Linked DNA regions of Homo sapiens: regions 1 and 2 are each linked to region 3. The links are chromatin loops, found by intact Hi-C in ENCODE. Cell type or tissue: natural killer cell. All regions are shown on one strand. Each heading gives the region's core, and the rest is flanking DNA. Links, peaks and the distances in the headings are about the cores only.

What was found. Peaks named below come from ENCODE experiments on the same cell type or tissue, not always from the same donor. Only the 100,000 strongest peaks of a DNase experiment are listed, where the experiment ranks them.
Region 1: it touches region 3 in a loop (2.5-fold over the local background); 2 of 110 quality-filtered maps call a loop at or near these places.
Region 2: it touches region 3 in a loop (2.2-fold over the local background); 5 of 110 quality-filtered maps call a loop at or near these places.

The regions. Positions count from the first base shown.
Region 1 is chr2:136,303,151-136,308,150 of GRCh38, forward strand. No RefSeq gene overlaps it. Among named protein-coding and RNA genes, the nearest start is that of CXCR4, 190 kb to the left of the region's middle. In natural killer cell, for the core only: no CTCF peak of the experiment used is centred there; a DNase peak (open chromatin) is centred at 2,581.
Region 2 is chr2:135,911,944-135,916,943 of GRCh38, forward strand. It overlaps DARS1 (aspartyl-tRNA synthetase 1), which reads right to left. Exons shown (of 16, transcript NM_001349.4): 11 at 4,283-4,429; 12 at 2,526-2,568; 13 at 543-623. Among named protein-coding and RNA genes, the nearest start is that of MCM6, 38 kb to the left of the region's middle. In natural killer cell, for the core only: CTCF peaks have their summits at 2,001 (motif pointing right), 2,200, 4,472 (motif pointing right) and 4,672; DNase peaks (open chromatin) are centred at 2,008 and 4,488.
Region 3 is chr2:136,222,348-136,230,531 of GRCh38, forward strand. No RefSeq gene overlaps it. Among named protein-coding and RNA genes, the nearest start is that of CXCR4, 110 kb to the left of the region's middle. In natural killer cell, for the core only: no CTCF peak of the experiment used is centred there; a DNase peak (open chromatin) is centred at 3,834; H3K27ac peaks cover 851 bases.

The DNA of each region.
Region 1 (5,000 bases), core at 1-5,000, 79 kb after region 3:
CTCTATAACTCTTGTAACCACTGATACATGATGTATTTTATTTGTCTAACTCTCCTACTAGAATATAACTTTCATGAGGGCAAGAATTTTTCAATATTTTGTTCACTGCTGTATCCTCAGTGTTAGAACAGTACCTGCCACAAACTGTGGTCTTGATAATTATTGAATAAATGAAAGAATTATTAGGTATTTCAGGCATAAATGGGATAAGAAATGTACTCTATCTTTGGTTCAGAAATATATCCTTAGACCTATGTGCATTAATGATAAGAAATATAGCATTAAAAAGCTGGAAGGAACTTAAATGCTCATCTTGTGCTCTTTGTCATTTTCAGAATAAGTCACTTGCTTTTGGTGACACCAAGCTGGTGGCAGAACTACAATGAAAACCCTTTAACTGGAGTCTTCCCAACCCGTAGCCCACCTATGTAGTGTGAACAGATCTAGGGATTTCTTTTTCCACTTAGCTTTTTGTTAAACGCTGTCTTAGAAAACCCCCAATTGGCCTGATGTTGCCCCCTGCCCCCAGTTTAGGCTGCTTCCCGATTGGCTGACTCTCGGGACTTTAGAGGGTCTCTGTGGTTTTGTTGGATCAGGGGGTTGCTAGCTGTTGCTTTTGAAGCAGTCCTGTTCATTGCTGATTTCCTTTAGGCATTTGTTTTTGAAGCCAAGGCTTCAAAGGCAAGCAACATTTGAAATTCCTCAGCTATTCATCCAGCTGGAGAAGCTAGATGCAAACCCTCAAGAAGCCATTTGTTACTTTCATTGGGTTCAGAATAGATAAGCTAGAAGCCACCATTTGGGAGGATGGGCTGACACCCTGCTTTGAGGAGTGGTGTTTCTGCAGAGGGTTGCTCAGGGTTAATATTTTGATTTGCAGTTTCCCAGAGAGGGGCTGTAGTAAAATAGAGCGTGGAAATTGCCATGTGTGTTTGTATGTGTGTGTATGTGTGCTATTTTGTTCTTTTTTTTTTTTTTTTTGATGGTGGGTAGGCAGAAGGTTTGAGAAGAAATGTTAACATTTCCAATAAGAATTAACAGAGCAGCAGTTTTCAAAGTGTGGTCCAGAGACCCCTGGGGATTCAAGAAACCCTCTAAGGGGGTCTGTAAGGTCAAAACTATTTTCATAATAATACTAAGACATTAGCTCTTTTCTCTCTCATTCTCTCACCAGCATACTGAGGAGTTTCCAGTGGCTATGTAGCATGTGATATTGTGAAAGAATGGGTGCAGAAGTGGATATGAGAAATGAGCTGTTTTCTATTAAGCCCCACATTAAAGAGATTTGCAAAAAGGCAAAACAATGCCCTTCCTCTCACTCTTTTTTTAAACAGTAGCTATTTATCATAAAATTATATTTTATGTTAATATGTAATAGGCTTATTTTTAAATAAACGAATATAAATACATATATTTAAATTTCTGTTAGTTTTCTTTCTTTTTTTTTTTTTGAGACAGTTTTTTTGCTCTTGTTGCCCAGGCTGGAATGCAATGGCGCCATCTCTGCTCACCCTAACCTCTGCCTCCCTGGTTCAAGCAATTCTCCTGCCTCAGCCTCCCGAGTAGCTGGGATGACAGGCATGCGCCACTACGTCCAGCTAATTTTGTATTTTTAGTAGAGACAGGGTTTCTCCGTGTTGGTCAGGCTGGTCTCGAACTCCTGATCTCAGGTGACCCACCCACCTTGGCCTCCCAAAGTGCAGGGATTACAGGCATGAGCCACCGTGCCCGGCCAATTTCTGTTTTAGTTTTTAATACAGAAAAATACTGATATATATGTGTAATACAGAAAATACTGATATATATGTGTATATATGGATATAAAACTCACTTTATAAATGAAAGCTCTTTCGGATCTTCAGAATTTCTAGAAGAGTAAAGAGGTCCTGAGACCAAAAAGCTGGAAAACCACAGTGATAGAGCTGTCAATACTCAGCCTGAATAAGGTCACAGAGAGCTGTGCCTTTCAGAACAAGAAGAATCCTTGAAAGATGACCTGGCCTTGTTTACCAAGGCAGACTAAGTGTTATCCCTTTTTACAGATGGGACAACTGAGACTCCTATCACAGACTTTACAGATGCTATACAGCTATTGAGGGAGGAGTTAGGGAGCAGAGTGGGGGTGAGACAGGACCCAGGTCTTATTCCTTCTGATGCAGACAGAGCTTCACTCACTAACCTACGCTGTCAGAGAAATGAGTGGTCCCTATTAAGAAAACAAAAACAACAAACAGACAAACCTATCTCCTTCCTTTTCTGTTTTCCTTTATTAAATTTATCTTCAGCGATTTTGCTGATGAAGGTTCTGAAAGTGCTGGAAAAACCCTTTATTCGCTCAGCTTCTTAGCATTTAAAACTTTGGGCTGAGGTTGGTGCTGTCAATAATGCTGGCGGCAATCCTCTCAAGGCTTGACTTGGGGAGCATCTGCTTCCAAGCCCCCTGGAGTGACTGTTGGCAAATCTCAGGCTTTTGCTGGCTGTTCACCAGAGAGCTCAGTTCCCTGCCATGTGGGCCTCTGCACAGGGCCGCTCACAACATGGCAGGTGGCTCTCCTCAGAGTGAGCAAGTGTGTGTGAGTCAGACTGCACAAGGTGAAAACCACGATCTTCTCGCAACCTAACCTCAGTAGACATAGCCTATCACTTTTGCTGTATTCAAATTTTAAATTCACCAGGTCTAGTGCACACTAAAGGGGAGGAGACTACACAAGGGCATAAATACCAGGAGGTGGGGATCCTTGGGGACCATCTTAACGGCTGCCTACCACAGCCCCTAAATCCAACATCTGACCCTCTCACTCCTCCAGTGAATCCACATCATCTCACAGTGCCTTCCAAGTGTAAATAGCTTGTGCCCTCTCTCTACAGGCACAAGCTAGTGTAGCGGTTAAGAGCATGGACTCTGAAGCCTGTCTTCCTGGGTTTGAATCCCTGTTCTACCACCTGTTAGCTGTTGGCCTCAGGCAAGTTATTTAACCTCTCTGTGCCTCAGTTTCCTACCCACGAAATGGGGATGATAATTGTTGCTCTTTGATGGAGGCTGTTGTGAAGATTGACATAATACACACCACAGAGTGCTTAAAACAATGACTGGCATGGATTAAGCACCATATAGATACTTACAGTCATTATTACTATGTACCAGAGGCATTATATAAATGGTCTTATTGCTAACAATGTTCATACAAAGTAGGTATTTTCATACCGTCTGACAGGTGAAAAACTAAGGCTTAGACAGTGTAAGCATCTTGCCCAAGGTAGCACCACTTGTAAGTAATATGATGGTTATTCTTTCCTAGGTTTGCATGTCCCAAAGCTGGCCTTCTTCCATTCACTACATCTTTAAGAAATGCACCATGGAAAGAAAATGGTCATGTGAGAGTTCAGGGAGAACAAGATAAGGATATATGTAACATACTGCTGATGTAATTATGAATTAAAAAGGAGACACTTCTTGAGCATTCCTGTATATACCAATGAGAGATTTTCTAGGACTAAATTTTTACTTAGAAAATAAATGACTGGTAGCCAGGCAGACTACAAAATAACCAGTACTTAGGCTATAATTGTTTACCATGTGATTTTCCCATGCTTTTCTATGGTATTTACCTTGCAATTAAATGATCAATAGTTATCCTATAAGTAATAAGTATACCCATGAAATTTGTGACCTGGAAAATCAACCATTACAAGAGTGGAAGTGTTAAACCGCCTGGAAATGATCAGAGACATCAAATCCACACCACTGGGCAGGTAAGGCTGCTTCCTCCCTTTGACACATCCATCTAGGCACTAAATTCAGGGATAGCTGAATAAATTCCCAGGCTGTGACTTGGCACCATCTGCAGGTCTTCCCACGTGGGAGCTGGAGCTGCCTGTGGCAGTGTCTCCTTCCAGGCTGGGAGGGAGGTGCAGCTCTCTAGGTTCCATTCCATGAAATTCCATAATGCATTTCCAGGGTGAGTGACTAGGTGTGTCCAGTTGTGTTCCAGTGGCAGGTTGCATTGGCTGCTCTTGTGGTGCATGTTTCCTTGTGATCTCCTTGCAGAGAGAGAAACTTCAGAGAAGGCCAGTGTCTGCTGATAGGCCTTGGGGAATTGGGGAGTGCCCACTCCTTCTAACATGAGTGCAGGCAGACCGTGCTGGGGAGAACGCAGCCATTGCCGGTCTCCATATCCTCTCCAAAAAGAGAGAACTGATTCCATAATTGCTTATTCTGGGGCATGATCTGTTCCTCTTCTTTAAGAACTTGCATTTTTATTGGGGATTCATGATGGATTCACATGATCCAGTAAAGATTTTGTAGGGCAGTGGGACTCTGTCAACAGTATTTGGGAATACAGAGGGCCTGGAACATTCAGGAAAGGCCTAGTGAGAAGGGTAGGGTTTGAACCAGTCCTAGAAGAATTTAACTAGGCAAGGAGGAAGGAAGAATCCAAGTTCTTTAGCTTTCTAGCATGTGGCCATAATCGGCCTTTTCCAGCCTCAGATCCAGGAAAGCAGCTTAGTGTAGAGAAAGTGAACAGACTTTGGAGTTGGGAAGACTAGGCGAAAAGTCCTGGACCTGCCACATCCTAGCCTTTGGGACCCAAAACAAGTCACTCAATCTCTTTAAAGCTCTGTTTTTCTGCCTACAAATAGGAATAATTCAACCTATTGAGGGTAATGGTAAAGATATCTGAAAATATATGTGCTTACACATAGTAGGTGCTCAACAAAGGTTGGTTTCCTTCCTTGTCACTGTCCTTTCAGATCCCTTGTCAGACCAATCAGGCCTGCGGGCGCAGTCAGGCCAGTTGTTCTCTCATCCTCTTCTCATGCCCATCCTAGTCTCTTGAAACCCTCCTTCAAGACACCATTGCTGCCTCCTCCAGGAAGCTTCTCACTCCCTCCAGCCATAGGAATCTCTTCTTTCTTCACACTCTCTCAGCCACTCCATCAGGCACTCATCCCACTGTAATCACTAGATATTTACTGCTGGAATTCCATCTGCCTTACTG
Region 2 (5,000 bases), core at 1-5,000, 310 kb before region 3:
ATTTTTTACTTGGTCTGGAGTGGGGCCTGCAAATTATCAGGCTCCCATTCCACAGCAACTAATGAGAAATTCTGCCTCAGCAACTGGTGTTTTAAAAAGCCCTCCAGGTGATTCTGATGCATGGTAAAGTTTAGAAACCACTGCAATGGAAAAACGGTAAAAGACCGTAAGACATTATTTAGATTATTAACTCCCAGGATACAATGTGAATTCCCAGTTTAAGGTCAATGACAGGATGATTTACTAAAGTATGCAAATCTAGTAGTACTATTTATAATTTACATAGTCTTTCTCTCTCATAAATCTTCAGAAAAATGACCAAGTAAAATGATTTTAACATAGGTTTTTAAAACTAATTTTCTAGAATATTCAAATTTTACAATATCATTTTGACCAGTGGTGACAGACATCAATGGTAATACGTATGTCTATCAAAACTGCAAATTATTAATGAAAACCATTATTCCTATTATACAATCTGACAGTGACAATAAAATTTCCCTTCTGCCTCAAAATGGGTTACTTAAAACCAAATTACTTACGGGATTTCTTGGGTCAGGCATGGTATAGAAAGGTCTTACAGCCAATGGATATTTATCAAGAATATAAAAATCTGTATCATACTATAAAAAGAATAAATGCAATTAAAATACATTTTTAAAAAGTAAAATGGCTAACATTTTGGTAATTAACTTTATACAAAAATTTTGGTTCTTCGTAATTACTCTAATTATATTGTATATACAATGAATATCTTGCTTTTTTCAGTAACATTTTTATCCTACAGCATTTTGCCATGGTGTCATAAATTCTTGCAATACCTAATTTTTAGGCATTACTTATTATCCATAGTTTTTAAATTTTTTTTTTTTAAGAGATGGGGTCTTGCTCTGTTGCTTAGGCTCGAGTGCATGATGAGATCATGGCTTAAGCAGGAGCCTGGCTAATTTTTAAAATTTTTTGTAGAGATGGAATCTCGCTATGTTTGCCCAGGCTGGTCTTGAACTCCTGGCCTCAAATGATCCTCCTACCTTGGCCTCCCAAAGTGCCAGAATTACAAGCATGAGCCACAGTGCCAGGCCTACGGTTTAAATATTCATTTTTTTCCTTTTTTTTTTTTTGAACATGTAAGCCCTTTCTAATTTCTCCCCCATTCTAAATTACACTTTGATAAACATCTTTGATTTTTACTTTTTTCTTTGTTATTCTAGTTCATCTAGTCATTCTGATGCATTTTATAATGAAAAAAATTATCTCAAATCCTTTTGATTGTTATAGAAACTATATTAAGTCCATGAATTATTTTGGGAAATTTGATGTATTTTACAATATCCATCATTGAAAAACATGGATTATCTTCCCAAGAATTTAAATTTTTATCTAGATATATACATGAGATTTTGGTAGTTTTCTTCAAATGAATGCTACAACTGAAAGAAATAAATGACATTAACTTGAAATTATGACTTTTTTTAGAGAATGCTTACTATGTGACCTAGATTTAATTAAAAATAAATAAATTACATTTGAGGGCCCGGCGCGGTGGCTCATGCCTGTAATCCCAGCACTTTGGGAGGCCAAGGTAGGTGAATCACCTGAGGTCAGGAGTTCGAGACCAGCCTGGCCTACATGGTGAAACCCTATCTCTACTAAAAACACAAAAAATTAGTTGGGTGTGGTGGTGGGCGCCTGTAATCCCAGCTACTCGGGAGGCTGAGGCAGGAGAATCGCTTGAACCCAGGGGGTGGAGGTTGTAGTCAGCCAAGATAGTGCCATTGCACTCCAGCCTGGGCAACAAGAGCGAAACTCCGTCTCAAAAAAAAAAAAAATTACATTCCAACAGTTTTTGACTTTCAACATTTTTGATAAAACTTGAGATGAGGATGTTAATAGCTGACAAACTGAAACTGGCTCTGCTGAAACAGCATTTTAAAGGTATAAACTGAATATTGTATGACTTCAGAAATATCAGTTCTCTAGTCTAACAGTTTCAACTGCCACCAGTAGGAGGAGCTCAAGGACTAATTTTCCTTTTCATTATATCATTATCTTAAAAATTTTAAAAAGATCATACTAAGTTTAGCTTTTATCCTCTTTGGAGTCTTGGTTTTAGAAAATGAGATTGGAAAGTAGCTATTACATAAGAGGGAGAGAGGAACCTCATTCATCTTGAAGTCTCATGAGACAGCAGGGGTACACAGGGAAGACCATTTCTAAATAATTTTCAAATAACTTGGAGGTCATTTCCAACTAATCCGACATAGGTATCACTTTTAGAGACACCTCAGAACAACTTCGTAAAAATATTAAATACTGAGTTAATCAGATCATCTGGGAGAAAGGCAGGCTGTCTGAATATTTCTCAATTTTCTAAGAAAAAAATTTTTTTAATGTTGTCCTTCTTCGGTTTTTATTTATTCCAGAATCATACCATTCTAGGAAGCTCAGACCCCTCTGCAATTGTTTTTAGTCCCAAGAGACATTTCAGAATTAGAAAAAGAAATCCAGCATATAAAGAGTCCTACCTTTTCCTTTACCAAATGACCCAACAGCTTTTCATTTGGTGTGCTGAAAAAGAAACGTGAAATCAGTGTTTGAAGATCAAATGGCAACTTAAAAACATTAATAAGGAACTTCTTCTATTTGAGTTTCTCAAGGGATTACAAAATTTGGCCAGAACACGCAGTTGTCTATTCTGCTCTTTTCTTAAAAGGCAAGTACTACTGAAAATCACTTATGAGTATACCTTGGTACAGTGACTCAGTGCTTAGTAGATGCTGCTCAAATATTTAATTAAAGCAATAAACAGAATATAGCAATTCATTGATTCAGAAATATCATGGATGAAGTAATTTCCTACAATTACACATAATAAAAGTTCGCTATACTAATATGGGCTAGTCTTGCCATGAAATAATCTTCCCTTTTTGGTACTCTTTATCAATGGTTTATGAAATAAAAATTAGTATTATCCAAGGTTTTAAAAGTGTTTATATAAACACGTTACATTTCTATGGCCAAGAGGTAGCTACTTCAGCTTCTATCTTATGTAAAAACAATTTCTAAAATACTTAAAAAAATACTACCTAAGCTTATAGGATTTTCATCTTGCCTTAAAATGTCATCTAGCAATGTAGGCAATATTTAAAGCCATATATATATATTTTTTTTTGTTAAACAAAAATAAAGGGTTTTGGGTGAATTGTTTTTTGAGAAACCCTAAAAAGTGACAATAATCATTTCCTTTCCCTCCTAAATACACATGTATTGTGATGGTTTAAAGGAATCATTCAAGGAAGTCTTGAATAAAATATAAGTAGATAGAAATTACCTTTACATGTTTTGTTTATTTATTTTTTACAGACAGGCTTTCACTCTGTCACCCAGGCTGGAGTACAGTGGCATGATCATGGGTTACTACAGCCTTGATACTCCTGGGCACAAGTGATCCAATTGCCTCAGCCTCTGGAGTAGTTGGGACTACAGGTGTGTGCCACCATGTTCAGCTAAATTTTAAATTTTTTTGTACAGACAGCATCTCTCTGTGTTGTCCAGGCTGGTCCCGAAATCCTGGCTCATATGATCCTCCTACCTTGGCTTCTCAAAGTACTGGGATTACAGGCATGAGCCACCATGCCCAGCCTCAATCTTTATTAAACTACATAATTTGTTTCAAAATTATAAGTCGTATGATCTAAATTTAGATAATACTATACTAAATACTATATATAATATAGTATGTATGACACTATATAAACAATATTGACTTTTATAACTTTTGGATGTTAACAGTTTATACCCCGATCCTGTGTGGGGATGGATTTAGACTGCTGTCTACCTTCTCTAATACCACTAATCTGGAAAGAGAAGTAACATATTAGAAGATAAAATCACAGGCAAAACTCTCTATACTCTTTAAAGAGTTACAAACATGAGGGGAAAATAATGGAAAATGGTGTTTATAAACAAAATTATGAAAACTTAGGCAAACTATAGTAAACACTTTTATTTCAGATCACACATTATATAAAAGAGCATCATACTGTATACCAAAGTTAATAAAATGTAAGTGTATCAGGTGAAAAAAATCATTTATTAATATTTTCATTTTTTCTTATCTTAAACCAAATTACCAAGGTTTTAAAAATCACAAAGACAACTTGGAGGACGGGTCAATAGGTGCAGCAAACCACCATGGCACATGTATACCTATGTAACAAACCTGCACGTTCTGCACATGGATCCTGGAACTTAAAGTAAAAAAAAAGCCACAAAGACAAACCTCAGATCGTCTTCATCTCCCATTTCGACTCCAGCTTCCCTAAGCATAGCCAATGCTTCACAATATTCTAGTCTTAGAGTTGGCTCCAAAAATTTGAATGGCTCACATGGGAACTGTTTATTCACTGTTTGAATTTCAGTCTGAAACCTATTTGCAGAATGATTTAGTTAATAAAATGTATGAGATAAATGTTTCCCCCACAAGAGGTCACTGTGGCAATATACAAAAATCAATCTTTGAATCAGTATATACACCAGGAAAAGCATTATCAAATTATTAAAGAATGAAATTTAAATACTTAAAATATTTAACACCATTTTTCAATCTCGTTTTTGTAACCACAGTAACATCAAAGGATTAAAAATTTTCTTTATAATTCATATCAGTTAATATGGTTAGAAATATAAAATGCCCATTTTATGAAGCATTACAAAAATCTGACTTTTTAATCCTTTAACAATTCTTGTTATCACTGAGGAAGACCAAATTAATGAGTATTTGTCTTATCTTCCCCCATCAGTATTACACTGTATGTTCAGGGGAGTGCCAGTTTCTTTCCCATTTTGATAATCTCTATAGTACAATGCCTACCCTATATATATAGAAGGTACAGGACAATGTTTACTGCACTGAGCTGAATTTCTGCTATGGAAGATGATATTTTATTGAGATTTAAAAGGTCTATTTTTGACCGGGTGCAGTGGCTCACACCTGTAAT
Region 3 (8,184 bases), core at 1,474-6,473:
AGCCAGAAGATGTGACTGCATTCCTGCAATCTCATGATAAAACTTGAACAGACGAGGAGTTGCTTCTTATGGTTGAGCATGGAAAGTGGTTTCTTGAGATGGAATCTATTCCTGCTGAATATGCTGTGAATACTGTTGATCTGACAACAAAAAATTTAAAATATTATATAAACTTAGCTGATAAGGCAGTGGAAGGGTTTGAGAGGATTGACTCCAATTTTGAAAGAAGTTCTATTGTAGTAAAATGCTATCAAACAGGAATGCATGCTACAAGGAAAACTTTCATGAAAGAAAGAGTCCATTAATGTGGCAAACTTTACCGTTGTTTTATTTTAAGAAATCACCACAGCCCTCCCAACCTTTAGCAACCACCGCCCTGATTAGTCGGCAGCCAGAAACACTGAGGCAAGACCTTCCACCAGCAAAAGGATTGTGACTTGCTGAAAGCCCAGATGATTGTCAGAATTTTTTTAGCAGTGAAGTATTTTTAAATTAAGATATGTACCATTTTTAGATATAATGCTATCGAATACCTAACAGACTACAGTATAGTGTAAACATAACTTTTATATGCACAAGGAAACAAAAAATTCATATGGCTTGCTTTAGCATCATTTGCTTTATTGAAGTGGCCTGGAACCAAAAATAAATGATTGATGGTTAATGATGTCACTGTGTTTTCTCTCAGATTGTCCTTGCAGGAGATGAGTAATCAAAGGTTCTTGATTTCCATCAAACTGTTCCCTTTCCTGATCCTTATCTTAATTCTTCTATAGTAATCTACCAGGTTTTTTTGCTTATACGTATTCCCAAATTTGTGTATTTTTGGCCAGTAGGGACACGGCATGAGGCGTACTCTGATTACCGCCCTTCTGCTGGGTCAGTTATATGAGTTTTCCCAGATGGGCTTTTTCCACTCTGAGCTATTGATTGGTTGCCTTTGCTATAGGCTCAGTGATCAAATTTCCTGCTGCTGAGAGAGGGACAGAAAGGAAGAAGAGTAGTTGGTTGAGGCCTTGAGACACGTGGGGCCATCCCCTTAGTTCATTTGCCTTTATAAAAATAATGTGAAGGCCTATAGGCCACATCAATAGATGCACCAACATTTGCAATGCAAACATAATTCTAGTGAAAATAATCACACTACAATATTCATTTAAGCAATGCTTACTAGGATCCACCTTTATTTAGCAAGGCGCCGTGCTTAGCAGAAGAAAGCAAGCTGTTGAAAATATTCACTGGCCGGGTGCGGTGGCTAACGCCTGTAATCCCAGCACTTTGAGAGGCCAAGGCGGGCAGATCACCTGAAGTCAGGAGTTTGAGACCAGCCTGGCCAACATGGTGAATCCCCGTCTCTACTAAAATACAAAAATTAGCTGGGTGTGGTGGCACACACCTGTAGTCCCAGGTACTCGGGAGGCTGAGGCAGGAGAATCACTTGAACCCAGGAGGTAGAGGTTGCAGTGAGCCGAGATAGTGCCACTGCACTCCAGTCTGGGTGACAGAGCGAGACTCTGTCTCAAAAAAAAAAAAGAAAACGTTCACTGTTAGCTTCTGTGTTATTGCTCCATGGAGAGACCTGCAAATACTCTCAGGCTTCCTTCTTCCTTCCAGAGGACTGAGGCTCCCTTTCGATTTATATCCAACCTCTACACTTGAACTGCCTCCTTGTGTTGGAGGATCAATTTAGAATACTCTTCAAGTGTTTTCTTTTCCCAGCATGTTTTTCAGTTCTCTTGCTTGACTCCATGACAGCCATTCGTCAGCCATTTCCAATTTTACTTTGCTTTCACACCGTAGTAGAAATGCCACACTTCTAGTTATTTTTACAAGTATCACCTTAATACTCAAAATGCCCTCTAAAGTTTATTGAGGCCCTCAGGTTCAGAAATATGAGCTCGAGTTTTTGTTGGGCTTGACCTATTGACCCACGAGAGCATCTGGTGTGGTTCCTACAGCTGCCCTCCGCTTGTGGAGCCTTTTACCCACAGGAGCTGCCTTTGATGGACTTTTCTGGGAGGAGGGTTATTCCCGAATGGATTTCTCTCTGAAGACCCCACCAGGTCTGGCAGAGAAAACAATGATAAGGAGAAGGCAAACAGGGAGCTGAAGGATTGCTTCACAAGAACAGCAAGAACAACTACAATGAGGAAAATCGCTTTGAAGTGAAGCGAACCCCTGAACTTTCTCAGTTATTCTAACAATCAGAGGGAAGGGTGGAGGACCACAGCGGCAGAAGAGACGGCAGTGCATTTGGGCAGCACTGAATGTGGGCCTTTGCTAGTTGCACAGTGAGTGCCAGGTGTCCTGCAGCTCAGAATCCTCTCCTCCATCCTCTGAGTTCTATTCAAATGTCCACTAAAGCACTTATTGGCTGATCCCATTAGGCTGAGTTAATTTACTTCCCCTGGCTAGAGGGATCCTCAAAGATAAGGACCTCCTCCTATTTGTCCCTGAATCCCCAGGGCCTGGCCTAATGTGGGACCCAATAAACATCGGTAAATGCTGCTGTGGCATCCTGCACCCACTACCATCTCAGTACTCTCATGCCGTGTTGTGAATTCTCTTTACTTCTCTGCCCCCCCACCATGCTCTGTGAGAACTCAGGCAGCTGGGGTCCATTTCTTTCTTTCTTTCTTTTTTTTTTTTTTGAGATGGAGTCTCGCCTGTTGCCCAGGCTGGAGTGCAGTGACTTAATCTCAGCTCACTGCAACCTCCACCTTCCGGGTTCAAGTGATTCTTCTGCCTCAGCCTCCCGAGTAGCTGGGACTACAGGTGTGTGCCACCATTCCTGGCTAATTTTTGTATTTTTAGTAGCGATGGGGTTTCACCACATTGGCCAGGCTGGTCTCGAAGTCCTGACCTTGTGATCCGCCCGCCTTGGCTTCCCAAAATGCTGGGATTATAGACGTGAGCCATTGCGCCTGGCCTGGGGTCCATTTCTTAACACCTTTGCATTCCCAGAACCTTGAGGAGTGCCCAGGGCATGGGAGGCTGTCATCTGTGTGTGCAAAGTATACAGGAAGCCTCAGCTGAATAAGACAGTCATCCAGGCTCTTTCTCCCACCTTGCTGACATCTGAAGGGAGTCACCATTCCTTTGGCCTGTAAAGTCACCTTTACTGCTACGAAACCGCCTATAAAAAGTTGGAACCAGGCAGCTATTTTAGATGCCTCTGGTGAGGTGAACTGAAGAAATAGTTAAACGTTAGAAGGCCTGAGTTCTAGTTCTCCACTAGTTAACTATGTGATCTTGGGTACAGGAGTTACTCATAGAATGTGGTGACAATAATACCCATGATATCTACTTCATTGAATTTTTATTTTTTATATTTTTAGTGGCTTTTAAAGAAATAGAAAAGTAATGCATGTTTATGGTAAGAAGTCATACATTGTATATCATGGGTTTTCTTATTATAATGTTTTGCTGGGGCCATGTCCTCTGCTCCTTAGATTTCCTATTAGATATAAAAGTGAGACTGCAGACCTGACTGATTCTTTGTGGAGGAAACTTTGGATCTTGTGCCTGCTCTCTATCCAGCTCCCTGCTATTCAAACTGCTTCTTGAAGTCTTGACTTCCTCAGCTGTAGTTTAAAGAAAGTTCTTTCCCTTCCAGACTAGCTGTAGGGGAGCACAGCTTTTGCATAGAATTCAAGGTGGGGGCTTCAGAGAGATGGCAAGGGAGGGCAGCTCTGTGCCCCCTCAGCACTCCCTGGCAGGAGGCCTGTGATGTGACATCCCAGGGACCCTGGGTGTGCGTTTGTTTGGTCTTGGTTTCTAGGCTTCAGTGAGGGTTATTATCTTATTGTTTCCTGTTCCCTTGGCCTCACGTCAATTCTGTCTGATGCCTACACCTTCGAGGTCTCTGTTTTGACACGCGGTTTGTGGCTGGGAACCCCACAGTGTCCCGAAAACATTTGCTTGACCTGTTGGGGACATCCTTCCCCTTTTTAGTGAAACAATGCCTTCCAGAGCACAAGGGCTTGAGGGCTTTGGACCTTTCCAGCAGTGTCAAATTTAGATTCCAAATGTCAATCTTGCCGTGGCTTCATCCTTGACTTCTCTTTCTTGAGAATCTATGCTCTTTGGCTAACAGCTAAGGGCCAGTTAGCTGCCTGCTTTCACAGTTGTTGTCTGTGGAAATTTGATATCAGCTGTGAAGTGTGTGCCTGGTAATGAACACAGTACAGCTCTGCAAGCACTGTAGCTCATGGTGAAGTACTGCAGGCAGATTGGACAGGGATTCAGGAGAATCCTGAATTTAACTTGGAGAGGGGTCTGTTTAGGATGTTAATCTGCATTTCCTGTCCTGGAAGACAAAGCACAGAAGGTTTGGAATATAGCCTGTGTTTGGCTTTGAATGCCAAACAGGTGCTGACACTGAGCCTTTTCCACAGCTGCCCTGGGATGACACCTAAAAAATTGGTCATTAAAAGGAATCCCTGAGATGATGCTTCCCATCTTCTGGGGGGTCCTAGCTCCTCTTTGGGAAATAGGTGAAAGCTGTGTTCCCAGGAACATGCATCAACATGCTTACTGTTTTGCACTAGGGTCTTATTTTCATCTCAGGGAGACCCACTGGACCAAAGTCTCTAGCATCGTCGTAGCTTGCACACAAAATGGATCACACTGGTCATTTCCCCACCTTTGACACAGTGTCCACTCTCCTGTGGGCTGTGTTTGTGTACTTTGAGCAGTCTTGGTTACATCTTAAAGCCAAATGCTCATCAGATGCAGGAAGCACCCAGTCACTCTGCAATGAGGAAAACTTAATATAGCTGTAAACATTTTATATGGGTCTTTACTACTGTTATTTAACTAAGTCTCACATTACTGTGCACCTGGGGAGCTGTACTGTGCAGCTGGGTGACAGATGGATGGGTCAGGAACAGGAAGGGACCATTAGGAGTTCAGTGTGTTTGGAAGCATCCTAGCTTCGAAATCAGACAGACTCGGGCTTGACTCTTGGCTCTGTCCTGTAAATCATCTGACCTCTTGGAAACCTTACCTCATCTGCAGAATGGGATCAACACAATATGAACGTCAGCAAGATGAAGATTCATTAAACAATGTGTGCAAAAACCTTCCTAGAGTGTCCCATCAGTGTTTATGTAGGAGTGCCCCACTTGTGCAGGGCCTGTGGCTGGTCAGACATGGACTGCCCTGGCTCTGGTGTCAGCCCTGGTGCCAGTGCTTCATGCAGCTCATGTGCAGGTTTTTTCTTCCTTACTTGGGTTTCCTAATTTCATGCTCAAGGTTTGGCCATCCTGAGAAATTCTGATCTCCTTATATGGAGAGGATTTTGTGGCTCTGCTTGGGGCATGGGGGTTGCTATATAGCAGATGTGGGTGTGCAGACATCCCCCCAACCTTTTTTTTCCTGGAGGTTGCTGTGGCCAGGCCTCTCCTGTTCAGGGGAGGCAGCTGGCTGCACAGAAAGGTTTGGTATGGCAAGAGCTGGTGAAACCACCAGATCCATGTAGGGATTAGGCCCTAGACTTGCTATTTTCATGTGTTCCTCAAATGAGCTCAGGGCATAAAGGCACAATTTAGGAAACCTCATTTCTAAATACTTCCATCTGTGCTGTATATTGAGATGCAAAGGTTAAAGGAAACTCTAAGGGAAAATTAAATTCATGAAACAGATAAATCAAGTGTTTTGATTTTCTACCTACCTACCTACTTACCTACCTACCTACCTACTATAGATAGTAATAGAGGCTCTCCATATCCAGAAGGATGTTTGTTTATATACATCCATTATTATGGAGAGAAAAAACACTCTTCATCTCCCCAATCTGTCCATTTGTCCATCCATCCATCCTTCCATTTATCCATCCATCCATCCCTCCATCCACTCATCCGTCACACCTACTATATTCAAGGTACTGCGAGGACTAAAAGATTTTAAGTATCATGGTTGTCTTTTGTGTGGACCCAGGTTAGGGTAGTGCTTGAGTCCTTAGATTTTGGAGTCCAACAGACAACCTTGGGTTCATAGTTCTGCTCTTCATTCACTGAGGAAACTTCCGTAGATTATTTACTGGTTGAAACTACAGTTTCCTCATGAAAAAAAGGAGGAGGCGTGAGGAGCAAATGAAATAATACATATGAAGCAATTTGCCTCAGTTTGGGTGTGTATTAAATCCTCATAAAAGTAACTGGCACAATGTGAGACTATAATGAAGGCTCACTAAATAGAATATAATTGCATAATTGGTCTAGTGGCAAAGACAAAGCACCTCTGAAATGTTTCCATACTATTTCACTTGTAAACATTTAAAGTACTTGCAAGTTTCAGGCATACACTGTGTGCATGCATATGTGCATTCATGCTTTGTGAGCATATGTGTATGTGTGTGTGTGCATGTGTAAATCAAGGAATATGTACTCAATGGGGAAGACTTGCCCTACATGCTTTTGGTGACAAATTCTCAATTTAGATTTCCAAGTGGCAATTTTAGAAGGTATTGTCTTCCTTCCCAACACCAGTTTTATAATATATAAGTCCACTGGGGATGTATATTTCAGTTGTGTTCTTCATGTATTCTTTGTTATTAGTAGTTCCTTTTGTTGTCTTGGTTGATACCATTTTTTGGTAAAGAATCTTGTCTTTTCATTGGTGTAGGTAAGGACTTCGTGACCAAAAACTCAAAAGCAAATGCAACAAAAACAAAGATAAATAGATGGGACTTAATTAAACTAAAAAGCTTCTGCACAGCAAAAGAAATAATCAGCAGAGTAAACAGGCAACCATGGAGTGGGATAAATCTTCACAACCTAGACATCTGACAAAAGACTAATATCCAGAATCTACAAGGAACTCAAACAAATCAGCAAGAAGAAAACCAAACAATCCCATCAAAAAGTGGGCTAATGACATGAATAGACAATTCTCAAAAGAAGATACACAAATGTCCAACAAACATGAAAAAATGCTCATCATTACTAATGATCAGGGAAATGCAAATCAAAACCAAAATTCCGTACCACCTTACTCCTGCAAGAATGGCCATAATCAAAAAAGCAAAAAAATAATAGATGTTGGTATAGATGTGGTGAAAAGAGAACACTTTTACACTGCTGATCAGAATGTAAACTAGCACAACCACTATGCAAACAGTGTGGAGATTCCTTAAAGAACTAAAAGGAGAACTACCATTTGATCCAGCAATCCCACTATTGGGTGCCTATCCAGAGAAAAAGAAGTCATCATATGAAAAAGATACTTGCACATACATGTTTATAGCAGCACAATTTACAATTGCAAAAATATGAAACCAGCCAAATGCCCATCAATCAACGAGTGGTTAAAGAAATTGTGGTATATATATACCATGGAGTACTACTCAGCCATAAAAAGGAATGAAATAATGGCATTTGCAACAACCCACACAGAATTGGAGACCATTATTCTAAGTGAAGTAACTCAGGAATGGAAAACCAAACATCTTATGTTCTCACTCATAAATGGGAGCTATGAGGATGCAAAGGCATAAGAATGATACAATGGACTTTGGGGACTCAGGGAAATGGTGGGAGGGGGTGAGAGATAAAAGACTACACACTGGGTACAGTGTACACTGCTCAGGTGATGGGTTCACCAAAATCTCAGAAATCACCACTAAGGAACTTATCCGTGTAACTAAATACAACTTGTTCCCCCAAAACCTATTGAAATTAAAAAAAAATCATTCCATTAAAAAAAAACAGTTCTCTTTTGTGCCTGGATTGCCAATGATTATGGCTATTAACAGTTTATTGCACTTCGCTATTAGTCAAGTATTCCTTCTCAATATTCTGATTTCTCAAATATCCTTATTTCTATCATCGTTTTATTCAGACTCTTCACATGTATCCTTCTTGTAAAGTCATTAAGAAAACAGTATTCAAGCAAATGATAAAAAGGAGATTTGACTTCTAGGCACTAGGAGGAAGATTTTAATGTCTTGATAAAGGATACTGTGGAAGAGACTCTGTCTTCAGTCGGAAACTGTCCTGTCTTGGAATAATCACTGCTGGAGGGAAGGTCCCAACTCTCATACCAAATATTTCCCATTTATTCTTACCAGGTTGGTTCTGACAGATACTTTATCTCAAGTGTCTTTGCAGCAAATCCTAAAGGCATATCTAGAAGATTATTTAATAACATCTGGAAGCACAGACAAGAGAGATGGTAAAGGAA